2 separate regions of the Homo sapiens genome follow, and region 2 is linked to region 1. Evidence: read pairs that join two places in POLR2A ChIA-PET (ENCODE). Cell type or tissue: PC-9. All regions are shown on one strand.

Region 1 (5,000 bases):
AAGTACACAGGTTAAGTGACAAAACACCAGTGCCCCCTGGAAGTCACTCATAGGAAAAGGCCGTCTTAGAGAATCCAGAGCACTGGGCAAAGAGTGCCAAATCTACAGGAAGCCTCATCTTTCCACCTCCCCAGCTCTAGGCTCTCCCAGGCAACCTGATGCAGGCATCCAGTAAGGACAACACAAGCCCTGCACAGAGATAACACAAAAAACACCTGAATCACCTTGCCTGCGGACAATTAATTATTGGAAATTGTAACTGTTGGACTTGGGGACATTTGATACTAAGGAAAGCTAGTTTGAAAATATCTCTATGGGGCAAAAAAAAAAAAAAACAAAAAAACCCACCAACTCCTGCATTGATATTTGATTATCTCTTTATTCTTCTGTGCTGATGTGGGATTATACACACATGCACAATACATACACACACACACACACACTCACACACACCCCTCCCCAAGTGGTATGGTAAGGGAACCCACCTGAAATCAATCCTATTTTCCAGAAGTACCTGTGCCTTAGTTCCTCAATATTGAAATTGGTATCATTTCCTCATTAAAATATATGCCATTTTCACTGCAAATTTATGTTCCAAAAATGGGAGGAGGGTTGGCATACTGAGGTATTTTAAACCCTGATAAAGGCTGTCCCTCACAGTAATCAGACCATACATAACTCATGGAGAAAGTTAATTTCTAAACAAAGTCTAAAGAACTAGGTCTGATTGCTTTCTTTTTAAGCAGGTGTGACAGTCAACCATTTCATTCAAGGGGTGGCAAAGTTAGAATATTTTTATTCACTCCACAGTCTGCAGAAACCAAATACATTTCAACAAAATAAATGAGAAATGAAGAGGCAATAAAGTATAAGACATCGTAAATGACAGCCCAGTAAAGGTCTTTCAGATGAGTTACACAGAACAAAGTTAGTAAAGACTCTAAATTAATGACATCTATTTTATTTATTTTATAATTTTAGATTGAAACTGAATTATGAGTAAGAAATTAGGACAGGGTTAAAAGAGTTGAATTAAAGACAGGGCTGGCTGGGTAAAGTGGCCCATGTCTGTAATCCTCGTGCTTTGGGGAGGCCAAAGTGGGAGGATCACTTGAGGCCAAGAGTTCTAGACCAGCCTGGGCGATGTAGCAAGACCTTGTCTCTACAAAATAATAATAAACCAGGCATGGTAGCATACACCTATAGTCCCAGTTCCTCAGGGGGCTGAAGCAAAAGATCACTTGAGGCCAGGAGCCCAAGGTTGCAGTGAGCCGTGATGGCACCACTGCACTCCAGCCTGGGCCACAGAGCGGGACCGTCTCTAAAAAAAAAAAAACAAAAACAAAAACAGGGCATATGATTTGAATGTTAAAATATTGAAACAATGTATCAACCAAACTGACCTACTCAGGAAATTTATTTTTGCACACTATCTGTCCATAAACTACTAAATAAAATCAGTAATAACATGGAATATCTTTGTATTAGTCCATTTTCACATTGCTATAAAGCACTATCTGAGACTGGGTAATCTATGAAGAAAAAAGGTTTAACTGACTCACAGTTCTGCATGGCTGGGGAGGCCTCAGGAAACTTACAATCATGGCAGAGAGCAAAGGGAAACCAAGGCACATCTTACATGGAGGCAGGAGAGCGAGTGACTGAGCAAGACAGCCGGGAGCTGCCAAACACTTTTAAAGCATAAGCTCCTGTGAGAACTCACTCACTCTCATGAGAACAGCATGGGGGAAACCATCCCCATGATCCAATCACTCCCACCAGATCCCTCCCTTGACACGTGGAGATTACAATTTCAGATGAGATTTGCTGGGGACACAGAGCCAAACCATATCAAATTTATTACTTGACAATCACTTTTTTTTTTTGAGACAGGGTCTCACCCCGATGCCCAGACTGGAGTGCAGTGGCATGATCTCTGCTCTCTGCAACCTCCTCCTCCTAGGTTCAAGTGATTCTCCTGCCTCAGCCTCCCATGTAGCTGGGATTACAGGCACACACCACTATGCCTGGCTAATTTTTGCATTTTTAGTAGAGAAGGGGTTTCACCATGTTGGCCAGGCTGGTCTTGAACTCCTGACCTCAAGTGATCCACTCACCTCAGCCTCCCAAAGTGCTGGGACTACAGGTGTGAGCAACCGAGCCCGGCCAATAATCACTCTTTATAAAATAAGAATATTGCTTTTTATTTTTTATTTTTTTTAAGATGGAGTCTTGCTCTGTCGCCCCAGCTGGAGTGCAATGACGTGATCTTGGCTCACTGCAACCTCCACTTCCTGGGTTCAAGCAATTCTCCTGCCTCAGCTTCCCAAGTAGCTGGGATTACAGGCGCCTGCCACCACACCCAGCTAATTTTTGTATTTTTAGTAAAGAAGGGGTTTCATCATGTTGCTCAGGCTTGTCTCGAACTCCTGACCTCAGGTGATCCACCCATCTCAGTCTCCCCAAGTGCTGGGATTACAGGCGTGAGCCACCGTGCCTGGCCTAAAGAAGAATATTGTTTAATACAACAACAAAATGTTGAATGAGTGGGCCTCCCTTAGGGGTACACTATTTGTGTGTGTGTGTGTGTGTGTGTGTGTGTGTGTGTGTGTGTGTGTATGTATGTGTGTGTATATATATATATATATCTCTGCTCGCAGCACACACCTGGGTACAGACCATGGTTTACCTCTGTGTGTATGGCAATGGCAGGGAGTGTTTAAGGCTTAGAATTGGGAATTGAAAATTCGGTGGTTATCTTGAAGGAATTTAGCATACAAATAACTAATGTGAATGTAAACTCAAGACATTTATACATATACAATTCCACGGACCTATCTGCAAATGTCCACAATGGGATCCAAGCCAGATACAAACTTCCTCTGACTAATAATTTAACATTAGTCAGTTGCCTGTTGATACTAAGGACACAAAAATGTCTTTGCATATGTGACTTTTTTTTGAGCAATTAGACAGTCAGGTTCTTTAGATCTTCACGTGAATTTATGATGAATTTAGTGGTTAGTAAAAGAAAAACTAAATGCTTAGAAATAAGCTGAAGTAATGAGATTTTCCTCTCATCCTCAGTAGACACAAGTTTTCTTGTTGTGGACACCTCAACAAGAATAAAGGGAAACAGAAATTATAGTTTCAGTATCCACAAATGGGCAACTGTTAGTTGTATTCACTGTTTATTCAGCCATATTACCACTTGAAGAAGCTCTGCTAGGACAATCCAGCAGAAGACAGTTATTTTCAAATGGTGTGAAGATTCCCTTCACTTTGCAAAAAAGAGTCGTAATAGAAGTCTTTATGGAGCATGACTCCTGACTTTTTGAATGAGCAACTCCTCTACAAATATACCTATTACATAAAAGTATATTCATTTGTATAAGAGAGGACTAAGTAACTGAACTATCTTAGACTTCAAGTTCCAGACTTCAGAAAGTTAATGTGTTAAAAATACTAGAGACTGTAGGCTGGGCGTGGTGACTCACGTCTGTAATCCCAACAATTTGGGAGGCTGAGGCTGGGGGATCACTTGAAGTCAGGACCTCGAGACCAGCTTGGCCAACATGGTAAAACCCCGTCTCCACTAAAAAAAAAAAAAAAATACAAAAATTGGCCAGCCGTAGTGGCACATGCCTGTAATCCCACCTACTCAGGAGGCTGAGGCACAAGAATCACTTGAGCTTGGGAGGCGGAGATTGCAGTGAGCTGAGATCATGCCATCGTATTCCAGCCTGGGTGACAGAGCGAGACTCCATCTCAAAAACAAAAAACAAACAAACAAAAACTACTAGAAATTGCAACAACAAATAAACACCAGTAGTCATTCCAAAAAAAAAAAAAAATGCCTGCTCAACATGAATGCATTTACAATTCCCAAGAATTCCTCTTCTATACTCAATCAAATATACTAGATTTATGTTTTACAACATAATACTTTCACTTAAGTTATAAAGGCAGTGTAAGTCTATTAGAAATAATTTGTAAGAAAAATAACTTTTCTTCTATTAACTAAAAGGTAGGCCTAATATTTTTCCAGGATTTGTGTCCACTTATAGTAATGTATACACACAATTACAGGAATTAAAGAACGCATACAGAGAAATGGGAGAGTGGAGAGTTAATTGTACTAAAAACCAGGAATGAAATAGTCACCAAAAATAAACACTAAATTTGGCATCAATTTAGAAATCAAGACAAAAGATAAAATAATCCTAAAGTCTGCAAATTATTTGTCAAGGGATGGAATGTGTTCCTAGGACTAACTTCAAGGAAAATTATATGTGTATATTTATACATATGTATATTTGGCCCCAGTTAAAACACCAAGCAGAATACAATGAATGAATGAGAGCAATGGCTTGGCTAGGTGCTTGGCTTTTCAGCCTGCCTTGCGACATGGTACCCTGAGATGACAGTGGGGAGAGTGGGTTTCTGCAGTGTGTTACAAGTAAAACAGGGCTGTTCTCTACCAAAACATCTCTGTTCTGCAGAATGTGCTCTTTGTCAACATTGTCACCCATAACAACAGGTAGAATAAAGTAGAGAGTTAGTTTGCCATTTGGCAACCCCCCAAGTCCAGCTCCACCACCTATTATCCTACCTGTAAGCAGGTTTCTCAATCTCCCATTTCCAATATCTGAATGATAGAGATAATAATGGATCCTACTCCCTCAAAGGGGGCAGGAAGATTGTGAAGATTAAATGTGTTGACATAAGTTAAATGCATAAGGTGCTGCCAAGCACATACAAGCCAATAGGTTAACTATTTTGTTTGTTACTGAAGGGTCTTGTGCCCTGAACTTCTCTGGTCTTCCAGAGCCTCCCTCCATGGTTTACCACCTGGGCTTGCTCCTGTTCAAGTCACATCAGTCCTCCAGCTCTTCTCAGAGGATCTGTTCTCTATCAAAACACCATTATGCAGAACAGTGCTCTTTTAATAACATTGTCAACCATGACAAAAGGCAGAATGGGGACTGATACCTTGGGGC
Region 2 (5,000 bases), 460 kb before region 1:
CCAGGGAGTTCTCGCCCTGCCAACTCAGAAGGGGCAGAGCTTCTGCTTATCACCGGCTCCTTGGAGCAGGAGGCCTGGGTCTGCAGCAGTGGGTCAGGCAGCTGCAGCTGCACCCGGGAGGGCAGGGCAGGGATCCTGCCTGCTCCCGGCCCACACAAGAGCACAGGGAGGCTCGGATCTGCAGCCACAACTTGGGTGGCTACAGCCTGTCCAGGAGAGCGGGGCTCCTGCCTGCTCCATGGAGCAGGAGGCCCAGGTCTACAGGCACGGTTTGGACGGCTGCAGCGGCACCCAGGAAGCTCCCGCCTTAACTCAGAAGGAGGGGGGTTCCTGCCTGTCCCGGCGTCCCGCTGCCTCCACGGAGCATGCAGCCCCAGCCGCACCTCCCCACTGCCTGGCTTATTTCACTTAACATAATGTTCGTACACTGATGAGGAATGTAAATTAGTACAGCCACTATGTAAAACAATATGGAGTTTCCCCCAGAACTAAAAATAGAACTAGCATATGATCCAGCAATTCCGCTGCTGCGTATATACCCAAAAGAAAGGAAATAAGTGTATCAAAGAGATATCTGCACTCCCATGTTTATTGCAGCACTGTTCACAGTAGCCAAGATGTGTAGTCAACCCAAGTGTCCATCAACAGATAAATAGATAAAGAAAATGTGGTGTATATATACACAATGGAATATTATTTAGCTATAAGAAAGAATGGATTTCTGTTATTTGCAGCAACATGGATAAAACTAGAGAACATTATGTTAATTTTCTTAGTTTTCATTACCCCAAACCCTTTGCCAATTTGTCTAAATCTCCTTTCAAGAGGTTCTGATGCATCAAATATTTCACTGGTTTCATCATCTAAAGAAATCCCTCTTGGTGCCTATGATCTGCTCCAACTGAACAGGTTTGCTCTCAGTGCCTGGTGACAGCTGTCAACTGGGGAACTCCCTTCACTATCCTGGTGCTTATCCTAGATCTCCTGTTTCCTGTGTCCTATGTCATTTTCATTTTTTGGTTATATTTTTGTTTCAGAAGAGCATATCTCTAGTAAATTCCTAGTAAAGATACGAAGGAATTTTGTTTCATTTTGTTTGCTTTTTCATTCTTTGCACGCCTGAAAATATTCCCATTTCCCATCTTGTATTTGATTTATCAGAAGTAGAATCTGGCCGGGCGCAGTGGCTCAGACCTGCCATCCTAGCACTTTGGGAGGCCAAGGCAGGCAGATCACCTGAGGTCAGGAGTTCAAGACTAGCCTTACCAACATGGCGAAATCCTGTCTCTTAACTAAAAATACAAAAATTAACCAGGTTGGTGGCACTGTAATCCCAGCTACTCTGGAGGCCAAGGCAGGAGAATCGCTTGAACCAGGGAAGTGGAGGTTGCAATGAGCTGAGATCGTGCCACTGCACTCCAGCCTGGGCGACAGTGAGACTTGTCTCAAAAAAAAAAAAAGAAGAAGAAGTAGAACCTAAACTAAGGAGACCTCACCAAAGACAGATTGGGAATATAAAAAGTGAGTGTAGAGATGAAAAAATTGTAGGGGAGTTTGAAAATTCAGGAGTGGATCCTGGAGGACTGCCTGAATACATTCACCTGAAATGAGACATTGAACTAGAAAGAAACTGAGATACCTTTAATTGGCTGCATTACATTCCTATTCCACTTCCACCCTCCCTCTGTAGAATGAGAGCTCAAGAGGAAGTTTAAGTCAGTGGTAGAAATTAAGGGATTGGCCGGAAATTGCTCAGCAATTTGGAAGCCCAAGGTGGGCCAATTAATTGAGCCCAGGAGTTCCAGACCAGCCTCGGGCAACATGGCAAAACCCCATCCCTACAAAAAAATACAAAACAGCTGGGTATGGTGGCATGCACCTGTAGTCCCAGCTACTCAGGAGGTTCAGGTGGGGGGATCACCTGAGCCTGGGGAGGAGGAGGAGGCTACAGGGAGCTGTGATTGTACCACTGCAATGCAGCCTGGGTGACAGAGCAAGACCCTGTCTCAAAAAAAGAAAAAGGAAGGAAAGAAGAAAAGAAAGAAGGAAGGAAAGAAAGAAAAAGAAAGAAAGAAGGAGTGCTGTATGTTTTGTATATCTGAGTTTGTTGTGGGCTCAAAGTTTACCCCTCCGCCATGTATATTTCTGACTTCCATTACTGTTTTTTTCCATAAAGAATACCTTTTACTTTTGTAATCAGAAAAAACAATACAGCTGTCTCCATTTGGTGGCAAAGTTTGAGAGAAACTGAAGAACACCTTGTAGAGGAGCATTTCCAAGGTATACAGTAGTTTCTTATCAATGAGTGATGAGGGAGTGGTGTGAATAGGAGAGGCTGTTGGATAAATGAAAGGTCAGTAGAAGGATCACACAGTTCTATTGAATATTATTCAACATTTTGCAGAGGTGTCTGGCTCTGTGCAGAAAGAATTGCCACAATTTTTCAAAGAACAACACAAAGATATAATAACTTTATTATGCCACTTATTTTCCTCCTAATGGAAACTTCATTCTCACTGGGTTCTTTGCAAACTCTCCTGTCTAGAGACAGGAGAAAATCATGTATAGAAACACAGTACAGAACAGAAATAATAACTACCCCTGATTCCTATGTCTGAAGATTATAGCTACCAGAAGAATTTTTTTTTTTTAGACAGAGTCTCGCTGTCGCCCAGGCTGGAGTGCAATGGCATTATCTGGGCTCACTGCAAACTCTGCCTCCCAGGTTCAAGTGATTCTCATGCCTCAGCCTCCCAAGTAAGTGGGATTACAAATGCCTGCCACCACACCCAGCTAGCTAATTTTTGTATTTTTAGTAGAGTCAGGGTTTCACCATGTTGTCCAGGCTGGTCTTGAACTTCTGACCTCAGGTGATCTGCCTGTCTCGGCCTCCCAAAGTGTTAGGATTACAGGCATGAACCAGTGTCCAGCCAGAGTGATTCTGATTGGCCCAATCCCGCCTCCTTGAAATTGATCCTCCTCATTACTGTTAGAAAGGTCTAACTGAAATGCAAATGTAACAACATTTCCTTATAATTTAAAATAATTTACTGTCCTGTCAACTCCCTCCTCCATTGACTTAGCATGGTATATAAAGTCCTTTATGATCTGGTGCTTGTTGTCTCTTCTGTCACTTCCCTATTACATTTTATGCCTATAAATATCTCAATTTTTCTCTTTACTTTAGAAGAGATGAGAAAATGGAAGTATATCATAGCAAATTTGCTATATTTTTACCAGAACTAGTTAGCATTAGCCTGAAGTAACTGTGATAAAGAAGCATACTGCAATCCCTATAGCAATTGGTAAGAAAATTACTCAAATAAAAACTTAAGGCTGGACGTGGTGGCTCATACCTGTAATCCCAGCACTTTGGGAGGCTGAGGTGGGAGGATCATGAGGTCAGGAGATTGAGACCATCCTGGCTAACATGGTGAAACATCGTCTCTACTAAAAAATACAAAAAAATTAGCCGGGCGTGGTGGCAGGTGCCTGTAGTCCCAGCTACTCAGGAGGCTGAGGCAGGGGAATGGTGTGAACCCAGGAGGCGGAGCTTGTAGTGAGTGAGATCGCGCCACCGCACTCCAGCCTGGGTGAAAGAGCGAGACTCCGTCTCAAAAAAAAAAACAAAAACAAAACTTAAAAATGAACAAAGGAATTAAAAGAATACATTGAAAGATATTTGTTTAATGCAAAAGAAGGCAGTAACATTGGCACAGAGGAACAAAAATGACATGAAACACAATAGAAACAAATAGGAAAATGACAGGCATAAATCCAACCATACGAGTAATTACATTAAATGTACATGAATTAAACACTCCAATTAAAAGCAGAGATTATCAGATAAATAAATAGGGTTCAATTACATGCTGTCCATAAGAGATACTCTTTAGATTCAAAGATATAATGTAAATGTAAAACTATGGGAAAAATCATCTTAAGAGCTGGAGTCACCTGTAATCCCAACAATTTGGGATGCTGAGACAGGTGGATCACTTGGGGTCAGGAGTTCAAGACCAGCTTGGCCAACATGATGAACATGGCGAAACCCCATCTCTACTAAAAATACAAAACATTAGGCTGGCGTGGTGATGTGCACCTGCAATCCCAGCTACTCGGGAGGCTGAGGCATAAGAATCACTTGAACCCAGGAGGTGGAGGTTGCAGTGAGTGAAGATTGTGCCACTGCACTTCAGCCTGGGTGACAGAGCAAAACTCTGTCTCCAAAGAAAAAAAGAGCTGGAATAACTATATTTATATCAGATAAAATAGACTTTAAGATTTTTTTAGAAGTTACTATTGAAGAGAGGGATGTTTTATTTATTTGTTTGTTTGTTTGTTTGTTTGTTTTTTAGAGACAGGGTCTTGCTCTCTCGCCAAGGTTGGAGTGAGTGGCACAATCAGAGCTCACTGCAGCCTCAACCTCCCAGGCTCAAGTGATCGTGATCACCTGATCGTCCCACCTCAGCCTCCCAAGTAGCTAGGACTACAAGTGCGTGCTACCATGCCCAGATAATTTTTTATTTTTTGTAGAGATGGGGTCTCACTATGTTGCCCAGGCTGGTCTTGAACTCCTGGGCTCAAGGGATCCTCTCGCATCCACCTCCCAAGTGCTGGATTACAGGCTGAGCCACTGCACCAGCCTGAAATATTATTTTTTATCAAGTTTCACAAAAATGTAGAATATTATCATACTTTTTTTAAAGCTATATTATTAGCACACAGAACACTTCATTGTTGTTTTTTGGAGAAGAGGCACATTATGTCACTAATAGAATGTCCCCAAAGCTGGATTGATGTGGGCAAAACAGCTTTCTCTTTTAGATTTGAGAGACTTCCTCTTGGCTCCCAGGAGGAGGAATTTCCTGATGTTGACACACACAGCCACCTTGGCACAAATGTCTTAAGGTATGGAAAAACAAATTCATCTTTATGTCCACTTCTGCCTTCCCACCTTCTGAACAGACTTAACTCCCTTAAGCCCAGACAACTTTTGA

What was found. ChIA-PET counts read pairs that join two places held together with the same protein. Peaks named below come from ENCODE experiments on the same cell type or tissue, not always from the same donor. Only the 100,000 strongest peaks of a DNase experiment are listed, where the experiment ranks them.
Region 2: POLR2A ChIA-PET joins it to region 1 with 7 read pairs; 2 of 35 experiments call an interaction of 5 or more read pairs at or near these places.

Annotation. Positions count from the first base shown.
Region 1 is chr14:64,250,988-64,255,987 of GRCh38, forward strand. The region is part of intron 6 of ESR2 (estrogen receptor 2); the gene reads right to left. Among named protein-coding and RNA genes, the nearest start is that of ESR2, 41 kb to the right of the region's middle. In PC-9, no CTCF peak of the experiment used is centred here; a DNase peak (open chromatin) is centred at 2,874.
Region 2 is chr14:63,788,328-63,793,327 of GRCh38, forward strand. It overlaps a transcript of SYNE2 not described here and the pseudogene HMGN2P14. Among named protein-coding and RNA genes, the nearest start is that of SYNE2, 62 kb to the right of the region's middle. In PC-9, no CTCF peak of the experiment used is centred here; no DNase peak of the experiment used is centred here.